Linked DNA regions of Homo sapiens: region 2 is linked to region 1. A link is an interaction called in ENCODE POLR2A ChIA-PET data of the cell type or tissue named here. Cell type or tissue: A673. All regions are shown on one strand. Each heading gives the region's core, and the rest is flanking DNA. Links, peaks and the distances in the headings are about the cores only. Region 1 has its middle 44 kb from the start of ZNF823. Region 2 overlaps ZNF439 (zinc finger protein 439).

What was found. Peaks named below come from ENCODE experiments on the same cell type or tissue, not always from the same donor. Only the 100,000 strongest peaks of a DNase experiment are listed, where the experiment ranks them.
Region 2: POLR2A ChIA-PET joins it to region 1 with 8 read pairs; 1 of 35 experiments calls an interaction of 5 or more read pairs at or near these places.

The regions. Positions count from the first base shown.
Region 1 is chr19:11,691,946-11,697,322 of GRCh38, reverse strand. No RefSeq gene overlaps it. Among named protein-coding and RNA genes, the nearest start is that of ZNF823, 44 kb to the left of the region's middle. RefSeq lists silencers at 2,194-2,243, 2,354-2,413 and a cis regulatory region at 3,174-3,318. In A673, for the core only: no CTCF peak of the experiment used is centred there; DNase peaks (open chromatin) are centred at 2,312 and 3,292; H3K4me3 peaks cover 1,091 bases; H3K27ac peaks cover 1,423 bases.
Region 2 is chr19:11,855,420-11,860,796 of GRCh38, reverse strand. The region is part of intron 1 of ZNF439 (zinc finger protein 439); the gene reads right to left. Among named protein-coding and RNA genes, the nearest start is that of ZNF439, 9.4 kb to the right of the region's middle. In A673, for the core only: a CTCF peak has its summit at 2,185; a DNase peak (open chromatin) is centred at 2,196.

The sequences.
Region 1 (5,377 bases), core at 293-5,292:
CAGGGGTTCAAGACCAGCCTGGGCAACATGGTGAGACTCCCCCATCCCCCCGCCACGCCGTGTCTACCTCAAAAAATTTTTTTAAATTAGCCAAGCTGGTGGTGCACGCCTGCAGTTCCAGCTCCTTGGGAGGCTGAGGTGGGAGGATGGCTTGAACCCAGGAGCTTGAGGCTGCAGTGAGCTGGGATCACACCACTCACTGCCCTCCAGCCTTGGTGACACAGAGACCCTGTCTCCAAAACAAAACAAAACAACCACAAAAATCCTCCAGGATAGACTGTGATATCATGGGTAAGTTCCATGTCCATTTTATTTGATTTTGTCCTCTCTAACCTGTTATACTACCTGCTCATTGAGGGCATAGACAGAATATTTTAATCTGACCATCTTCTTTTGTAAATATTGAAGATCTCAGTACATTCAAGTGCTTTGCCTTGGGCATGCACAGAGTCACAGGAGGCAGGCTGTCATTTGTATATAGGAGGAAAATCTGTGAAGGTCAGACTTAAAGACTCATTAGATTGCCTTCTGGAAAAGGAGTTATGAATTTGACAGTTTATATAGGTCAATGCATTAAACTGATTTTTAGATGAGAGTTTCCTGCTGGCAAAAAGGAAGGTCTTGGCCGGCACGGTGGTTCACACCTGTAATCCCAACATTTTGAGAGGCTGAGGTGGGTGGATCACCCGATGTCAGGAATTCAAGACCAGCCTGGCCAACATGGTAAAACCTCGTCTCTCTAAAAATATAAAAATTAGTGGGCCGAGTGCAGTGGCTCACACCTGTAATCTCATCACTTTCGGAGGCCAAGGTGGGCAAATTGCCTGAGCTCAGGAGTTCGCGACCAGCCTGGGCAACACGGTGAAATCCCGTCTCTACTAAAATACAAAAAATTAGCCGGACATGGCGGCGTGCGCCTGTAGTCCCAGCTACTCGGGAGGCTGAGGCAGGAGAATTGCTTGAGCCTGGGAGGCGGAGGTTGCAGTGAGCCGAGATCGTGCCACTGCATTCCAGCCTGGGCAACAGAGCGAGACTGTGTCTCAAAAAAAAAAATTAGCTGGGCGTGGTAGCACATGCCTGTAGTCCCAGCTCCTTGGGTGGCTAAGGTAGGAGGATCGCTTGAACCCGGGAGGCGAAGGTTGCGAGCCAAGATCACGCCACTACACTCCAGCCTGGGCGACAGAGAGAGACTCCGTCTCAAAAAAAAAAAAAAAAAGAAAAAGAAAGAAAGAAAATGAAGGTCTTGAAGGAAGGAGCATTTCCACACTCTGGAGAAGGAGTAGGAGGCCACGTTGAGTTCCCAGAGTTAAATCTTTAAGTGCCCCTGCCTCATCAGAGTTTGACTCACAAGCTTGGGAACGTGTATCACCTTCTGACTGCAGGTTTGTGAACTGTGGGTGCAGCAGGCTACTTATCTCAACTAGTTCGAGTGTTTGCTTTTCTTGTCTTTCGATTTCCTTATAAAATATTGCTACTATGTGATTCCACTTTTTCCATACATTTAATGATTTTATTCCGTTGTTGGCATGTTATTACTTCCTTGGCTGAAAATCAGTAGATTGAGAGATAAGGTGGGAGAAAGGCTTGGCCATGCAGCCAACAGACTTATCCAAAATTCCTGATCCCTGGAACACATCGGGCCCTTATTTTTTTTTTTTTTTTTTTTTTTTTTTTGAGATGGTGTCTCACTCTGTCGCCCAGGCTGGAGTGCAGTGGCACGATCTTGACTCACTGCAGCCTTGACCTCCCAGGCTCAAGTGATCCTCCCACCTCAGCCTTCCGAGTAGCTAGGACTACAGGTACAGGCCACCATTCCAGGCTAATTTTTGTATTTTTTTGTAGAGACAGGCTCTCACTATGTTGTCCAGGATGGTCTCGAACTCCTGGGCTCAAGCAATGCACCGGCCTCGGCCTCCCAAAGTGTTAGGATTACGGCTATGAGCTATCACGCCCAGCCTAAGCCCTTATTCTTGTTGCAGTGTGGCCCGTATGGCCTCGGCTCTCCTCCTACTCCGAGGCCAGGGAATGGCTCCACTGGACAATGTGTCTGGGTTTCCCTGCACACACTTGTGATCCCCAGTCTAGGAGGAAAAAGCAGGAAGGTCACACTGAGTACAGATGGGGGATCCTGCTTAAATGCAGATGTCCCCTGGGAGGGGTCAGGTCACAGCGCAGGGAAGAAGCCCGCCCTGCCAAGGGCTGTGTCAAGAACTCGTTCATCAGTCTCCACTCCCCAGCGTGAGATCGCTTCTGTAACTCAGTCGTCAGGGGGCGGGATCTGTCGCACTATCCAATCAGGGCCGTGGGGCGGGGTCGTGGGAACTGTCAATCAGGCGCACTTCAGCTAAGAGGGTGCGAGATTGAAAAAGCCCGCGGCGTCTTCTACACGCCACTTCGCTGGGCTCCTGTCTCTGTCGCTGAGAGGCACTCTGGAGAGTCTGCGGCAGCCTCTGTCACACAGGGACCTGCACTGGTCGTGGGAGCCGCAGAGAGGCCCCCGGGACACGGAGGAATTCGGAAAATGGTGAGCGTGAGGGGCCAGGGATCCCGAGACGGGAGGAGGGGCTGGTTGGAACTGGCCGTGGCGGGTCCCCGGCCTCCCAGCCAGCGACTCCGGGCTCTGTGGACCGGAGTACCGCTGGCGGAGCTCGGCCCTCGGTCCCCTCGGCCGCAGGGTGGGGCTGGGCTGGCAGCCGGGACCCCGGGCGTCCTGTCCCGTCCCTTCGCGGCGACTGCGGGCCCGGGCAGGAGTCCTCTCTGGGCAGCTCCGCGCCCGCAGCCCCGCGTCTCTCCAGATTGTGCGGGGGCCACGGGAGGGTCATGGGGGGAATCCCGACTCGTGTGCGGGGTTCATGCGTGGAAGGAGCTACGGTCCGGGGTCCCCAGTTCCTTCTTTATTCCTTTATTCCTTTTTTAAACCAAATATAAAATTCTAAGCCCCCCAGTCATTTTGAACAGATCCCTCCTCCCGGCGAAGGCACTACAAAATTAACCTGAAAAACTTGTTCAGGCCATCATGGAAGGGTGGTCTGTGTATTCGTCTGTTCTCACACTGCTGGAAAGATACTACCTGAGACTGGGTAATTTATTTTTAAAAAAAGTTTTTAATTGACTCACTGTTCCACATGGCCTTAGGAAACTTACAATCATGGCAGAAGGGGAAGCAAGGCACGTCTTACGGGGTGGCAGGAGGGAGAGAGAGAAGGGAGGAGAGGGAGAGAGAGAAGGGAGGAGCCCAGACACTTATCCAGTAACCAGATCTCGTGAGAACACTGTATCAGGAGAACAGCATGGGGGAAACCACCCCCATGATCCAATCACCTCCCAGCAGGTCCCTCCCTCAACATATGGGGATTACAAATAGGATTACAATTCCTGCAAGCAGGCTCTGTGGCGCAATAGCCTAAATCGAAAGGATTACAATACCAGATGCAATTTAGATGGGGACACAGTCAAACTGTATCAGCTGGACGTGCCCCATTATATTTGCCTCCCTTTTGGAACCCAGGAAAAGCCTATCAGTATTAACATCAACACAGAACTTAAGTCTGATAAGAAGCATTTACAATCTATTCTCTCTGAAGCCTGCCACCTGGAGGCTTCATCTGCATTATGAAACTTTGGTCTCCACAACCATTTATGGGAAAATCCACCTGTGACCTGGGAACCAGACCCCTCCCCCGCCCACTTTGTGTTGTCCCTCCTTTCCAAGTAGAACCAATGTACCTCTTACATGTATTGACTGATGTATTATGTCTCCCCAAAATGTATTAATATAAAAGCAAGCTGTACCCCAACCACCTTGGACACATGTGGTCAGGACCTCCTGAGGCTGTATCATGGATGTGTCCTTAACCTTGGCAAAATAAACTTTTTTTTCTGAGATGGAGTTTCACTCTTCTTGCCCAGGCTAGAGTGCAGTGGTGCCATCTTGGCTCGGTACAACCTCTGCCTCCCGGGTTCAAGTGATTCTCCTGCCTCAGCCTCCCGAGTAGCTGGGATTACAGGCATGCACCACCACGCCTGGCTAATTTTGTATTTTTAGTAGAGACGGGGTTTCTCCCTGTTGGTCAGGCTGGTCTCGAACTCTGGGCCTCAGGTGATCCACCTGCCTCTGCCTCCCAAAGTGCTGGGATTACAGGCGTAAGCCACCACGCCCAGCCAATAAACTTTCTAAATTGAAACATGTCTCAGATACTTTTGAGTTCACATTCCTAAATGGCAAGTGGTATCCCTCTGCATCTTCCAAAGGTTTGGGAATCAGGGTTTCTAATCCACCACTCTCTTCCCTCAACTAACTCCTCCGAGGGCTTAAAATCCCTTGGTTTTTAAGCTCTTTCCCTGCATTTTGTGACTCTGATTTCATCTCCTCAGTTCACAGCAACATTAAACATTCTTTTTCCCTGGTGCTGTATTTCTAGCACCACTGGGTTCATTCTAGCAGTGTCCCTTTATTTCTTTTACTTTTTTCAACTCCAGTGAGAAACAGGCACTAATTATCTACAACATATATTGTAGATAACATAACAACATATATTCTAACATGTAAAATAGTTTCAGAATTGCTAATCCATACCCTTCTAGGGAAAAATACCCATTAGAATCGAGTGTTTGTGTACATTTCTTAAGTCATAGTATTCAATCAAAACGCTGTTTTCTGGGCCAGGCGCGGTGGCTCACGCCTGTAATACCAGCACTTTGGGTGGATCACCTGAGGTCAGGAATTCAAGGCCAGCCTTGCCAATATGGTGAAACCCCATCTCTACTAAAAATACGAAAATTAGCTGGGCATGGTGGCATGCACTTATAGTCCCAGAGCAAGACTCCGTCTCCAAAAAAAAAAAAAAAAAAAAAAAAAAGGAATTCCTTCGTTATCTTGTCATGCTTCAAGGCCCAGGAAAGGCCTGGGCAAAACTCTTGTTGGGCTTTTGTTACATTCCAGCCTTTGTTTAGAGGCATCGGCTCTCTCGACTTTTAATATTTAACCACTCAGTGCTGAAACAGTTGTTATGGAAGCCTGTGTTAGTGAGACTCTGGCCTGCCACATAGTGAAGGGTAAAAACTAACCCTAAGGAAAGGAAAACCCACCCCCCAATGATGTGGTACAAGAACCTCAAAAGCACACAGTGCAGTGTCTCCTGGGAGGGCGGTCACTCAGCACTTCAGTGAGCAGCATGGGAAGGGGTATGTCTCAGATGATAGGAGAACCTGACCTGATACTTGAGTCAGACTTGTCTGTTTTCAGTCAGCACTGCACCTCCATGGATTTGTCACCTTGAAGACATCTGTAACTCATCTCAGATTTACTTTTTTTTTTTTTTTGAGACGGAGTCTCGCTCTGTCGCCCAGGCTGGAGTGCAGTGGCGCCATCTTGGCT
Region 2 (5,377 bases), core at 269-5,268, 160 kb before region 1:
GGAGCCTATTGTTCAAAGAATGCAGTCATGCAGGCCTGCTCTAAATCAAGCAGCTGACCTACAACCACCCCCTTCTATCTCCTTTAATCAATAAATACGAAGGGCACTAGAAGCTCAGGGCCCTTGTTCACTAGAAGCAAGGTGCCCCCGACCCCTTCTTCCAAACATATTCTTTTGTCTTTGTCTTTATTCCCGCGTTCGTCCTCCTTTGTTCAGTATAGTAGGGTTCATGGCAAAGCGGCGGCCGTGAACAGGGACTTGAGGATGTGAACGAAGAAAGCTTGCTGGAGCAGAGGAAATGAAATTCACCACACAAATGGGGACCCCAGGATATCTGCCGGCAGCTGATATAAAGTCAGTGCCCTAAAGAGATACTGATCAGTGCCCTAAAGAGGTACTGGGAGCAATATAAGGTAGGTGCTCTAAAGAAGTACTGGGAACAGGAAGTTTCTGAATCAGGGTAACATGGGGCAGTATTTGTCTATTGAGGAGCAAGAGACAATTTTTTTTTGTATTTTTAGTAAAGACGGGGTTTCACCATGTTAGGCAGGATGGTCTTGATCTCCTGACCTCATGATCCACCCGCCTCGGCCTCCCAAAGTGCTGGGATTGAGGAGCAACATTATGTGCAGTTGCTTAAAGTTTTACTTAAACAGTCTGGTGCTCAGGTTAGTTCTCAGACACTAAGATGCTGCAGGAGGTTATTATGCATAACCCATGGTTTCTGCAGACAGGCACTTTCGATGTGGAAAATTGGGACACAGCAGGTGAAGGATTAAAATGGGCTCATCAAAAAGGTCTAAAAGTTGATCCTTCTGTTTTCTCCACTTGGAGTTTAGTCCATACTGTCCTTCTGCCGTTATCTCCTTCTTATTCTGCTAGACAGCTGGAATCATATTCTGAGTCTAAAAATCTGAAAGAATCTTTTGTCCCACCCACAGTACCAACTGAAAATAATAAACAGGAGAAGGAGGATAAAAATTGGCCTATACCGCCCCCTCCAATAGCAGAAACATCTGTACTGCCTCCTTCGGTAGCAGAAATAGAGACCCCAAAACAAACAACTTTATGCTCTGCTGCCATAGCTGGAGAGCCCTTAGGACCTTGCGTTTTTCCTATTTCCATAAGGCCCGATTCAAATAATCCACAGCAGTTTATTCATGAACACACCCCCACTAGAGTTTAAGTTGTTGAAGGAATTAAAAGCTAGTGTAGTTAATAATGGAGTACAGAGCCCATTTACTTTAGGATTACCAGAATCTCTTTTTGGTGCTATGCGCCTTATACCCTTTGATGTAAAGCATTTGGCTCAGATTTGTTTGTCTGCTAGCGCATACCTAACACGGAATTTAAATTGGGAAGAAATGTGTGCAGACCAGGCTAGACAGAATCATGCTACTGGACATAGAGACATTACAGAGGATATGCTGTTGGGTAATGGCCCTTATTCAGACCTGGAACATCAAATGGCACTCCCAGACGCTGCTTATAAGCAGTGTGCACTGGCTGCTAAATGTGCCTGGGCCACAATTCCAGAGGAAGGGGTTCCAGTACAATCCTTTTTACATATCACGCAAGGGTTGCAGGAGCCCTGTGCACATTTTCTTGAAAGATTACAAGAGGCAGTGAAGAAACAGATTCCTCATACCATGGCTGCAGAGATGCAAACCGTAACTTTAGCTTTTGAGAATGCAAACGTAGATTGTAAATGTGCACTAGCACCTGTGAAGTATACAGAAGAGTTGGGAAATTTTCTCAGAGCTTCTCAGGATGTAGGAACTGAGCTTTATCATTCTACAATGTTAGGTCAAGCAATGGCTAATTTAGTAGTTGACAAATCTAAAAAGAGCCAAGGGTCAAACCCTAAAATGGGATATCAGAGCAGAAAAGGCTTAGAAAAGTCCCTACAGGGAAACCCTGATCCTATATCAATAAGTGGGCAAACAGATAGAAAAGGGCTAGGAGTCAGGATTTCTGATGGGGGTCATTGATACTTCTCCTTCACCTACTGCCTTACCATTAGAATGGCTCAGTGACAAACCTGTGTGGGTGGATCAATGGCCCCTATCACAGGAGAAACTAACTCAACTTCAGCAGTAGAAAAAGAGCAACTGGATGCAGGCCATAAAGAGGAGTCGGTTAGCCACTGGAATTCACCAGTGTTTGTAATTCCAAAGAAGTCAGGAAGATGGCGACTGCTGCATGATTTGAGAGCTATTAATGCACAAATTAAACTGATGGGTGCATTACAACAAGGCTTGCCATCTGCAGCCGTCATTCCTAGAGACTGGCCTCTTGTAGCAATAGACCCCCTTTTTTTTTTTTTTTTCCGAGATGGAGTCTCGCTCTGTCGCCCAGGCTGGAGTGCAGTGGTGCGATCTCGGCTCACTGCAAGCTCCGCCTTCCGGGTTCACGCCATTCTCCTGTTTCAGCCTCCCAAGTAGCTGGGACTACAGGTGCCTGCCACCATGCCTGGCTAATTTTTTTTTTTTTTGTATTTTTAGTAAAGACGGGGTTTCACCATGTTAGGCAGGATGGTCTTGATCTCCTGACCTCATGATCCACCCACCTCGGCCTCCCAAAGTGCTGGGATTACAGGCGTGAGCCATTGCGCCCGGCATAGACCTTTCTTTACTATACCCTTACACGAGAAGGATAAGCCTGGATCTGCCTTCTCTGTGCCTTCTATTCATCCAAGAGAACCTGTTTCTCTTTATCAAAGGAAAGTTTTACCCCAAGACATGCTTTACAGTCCTACGCTGTCAGCATTTTGTAGGACAAACATTGAAGGAGACTCTGAATATGTTTCCTACTGCTCACATCATTCATTTCATGGATGACATTCTTTTGGCCACTCCTACAGATCAAATCTTACATCAGTTATTCAGAGAAAGGAAGCAGGCTTTGACTAAATGGAATCTCAAAATTGGTCCAGAGAAAGTACAAGCAACTTCCCCATACCATTACTTAGGCACTATTGTTACTGAAAGAAGTGTTCGGCCTCAGAAAGTAGTTCTCCATAAAGACAGGTTACAGATTTTAAATGATTTTCAACAGTTGTTAGGGGATATTCATTGGCTGTGCGCAATGCTAGGTATTGCAACTTATCGACTCAAACATCTTTATCAAACCCTGCAAGGAGATTCTTCATTAGATTTCCCCGCAGCAATTGACCAAAGAGGCAGAAGCTGAGTTGCAACTTGTAGAACAGATGCTTCAGCAGAGACATGCCTCATGGCTGTAGCCGCAAAAGCCTTTGCTTATTCTTCATACCCCTCATTCTCCAACAGGACTCCTGGGCCAGTGCTTAGACAAGTCTGTATCAGTAATAGAATGGCTCTTTCTACCTAATCAAACAGTTAAAACCTTGCAAGCCTATCTTCCTTTAATTACACAACTTGTGACTATAGGTAGGCATAAATTAAAAGTGCTTATGGGGTATGATCCAGACGCAATTATTGTTTCCTTGGATTCCCAACAACAGGCCACAGCATGGGAAATATCGACTGTGTAGCAAATTGCTCTTGCAGATTTTGTGGAAATAATAGACAACCACTCTCCATCGGACAAAGTTTTACAATTTTATAATGTCTATTATTTTATCTTCCCTGTGATTACTCATCACGAGCCTATTCCAGGTGGTCAGGCCTATTTTACCGATGGCTCTTCCAAAGGGCGTGCAGCTATGTTGGGACCTAAACATACTCAGACAATAAGGATCTCTGGACTTTCAGCTCAACGCTCAGAGTTAATTACAGTCATTCTAGTTTTAGAGCTCACAGCTTCAACTCCCATTAACATTGTCTGTGATTCAGCCTATGTCGTAAATGTAGCCAGTCGCATAGAAACTGCTACAATTAAAAGCACACTAGAGCCAGAACTGCTTAGCTTGTTTCTAAGACTTCAACAAGCTGTTCGCTCTCATGCTGCTCCTTTACATATTTCTCATATTTGCTCTCACATACAACTCCCTGGACCACTATCTCTAGGTAATGATAGAGCAGATAAACTGGTTTGTTCTGTATTTCAACAAGCTCAAACTTCTCAGGCAATACTGCCTCAAAACACCTCGCCCTTACTCGTATGTTTCACCTGCCTCACAGCCAGGCTCGAACTATGGCGCAAGCCTGTCCCACTTGTCAGCATGTCCCTGGTGTTATACCTGTGGAAGGATGCAATCCACAAGGCTTGGCTCCAAATGAAATTTGGCAGATGGATGTTACACATATAGCAGCCTTTGGCAAGCTTAGCTATGTTCATGTAACTATAGACACTTAATCTCATATGCTGCATTCTACATGCCAAACAGGCGAGACAGCTGCTCATGTGCGGTGACATTGTCGGTCATCATTTGCTCATATGGGGATCCCTAAACAATTAAAAACGGACAATGGACCTGCTTATACTTAGCCATGTTTTTCAAAACTTTTTACAGTTATGGGCAATCACCCACAAAACAGGAATACCTTACAATCCCTGAGGACAAGGCATTATAGAGTGGGCACATCAAACATTACAATGCATGTTGAAAAAACAGAAAGGGGGTATAGGAGACCAGCTACCACCTCAAATAAAATTACATTTAGCCTTATTTACTTTAAATTGTTTGACTCCTGGTCTGGATGGTAAGACTCCAGCAGAAAGACATTGGCAAGTGTTAGAGGAAAAGAGGAAAGTTTATCTGAAAGTGTTATGGAAATCCCTGGAAGAAGGACAATGGAAAGGTCCGGTGGATTTACTGACATGGGGATGAAGGTATGCTTGTGTTTCTACAGGAGATGGACACACCATGTGAGTGCCCTCAAGGTGCGTGCCACCATGGAACGGGAAACTGGAGGGACCCATGGTGGCCAACAATGGGCTTGGTCCCTCCGGTACAACCCATGAGCCAGCTGAGCCTGAGTGTGAAGACGGAGAGAAGGCTGACCGGAGTCACAACGACATCAACCCCCATAACCTGGGGACAACTCAAGAAAACCATGCAAGAAGCTGAGAAACTACTGGAGCGTCAGGGACAGGCAAAAACCCCTGATGCCATGTTCTTGGCCTGTCAGCCATAATGTCCTGTGCAGTATGTTTTCCCTGTACAGAGGTAAAAACATATTGGGCATATGTTCCCAATCCCCCAGCAGTACGGCCTATACTTTGGAGTGACGCTCTTTCTGAAATCTATCATGATCAGGGACCGTGGGCTCCAGGACCCCTAACTCCCCATGGCATAGAACAGTTAGACTCTTAGAACAATGTCATCAATTATACCACCCCACTAGAAGGACTCCCTTTGTGTATCACCACAGAGATGTCACTCAACAGTAGCTGTCTTATAATTCAAGCTCAAGCATGGTGGAATCACTATGGAAAAGTCATGTACTTATTA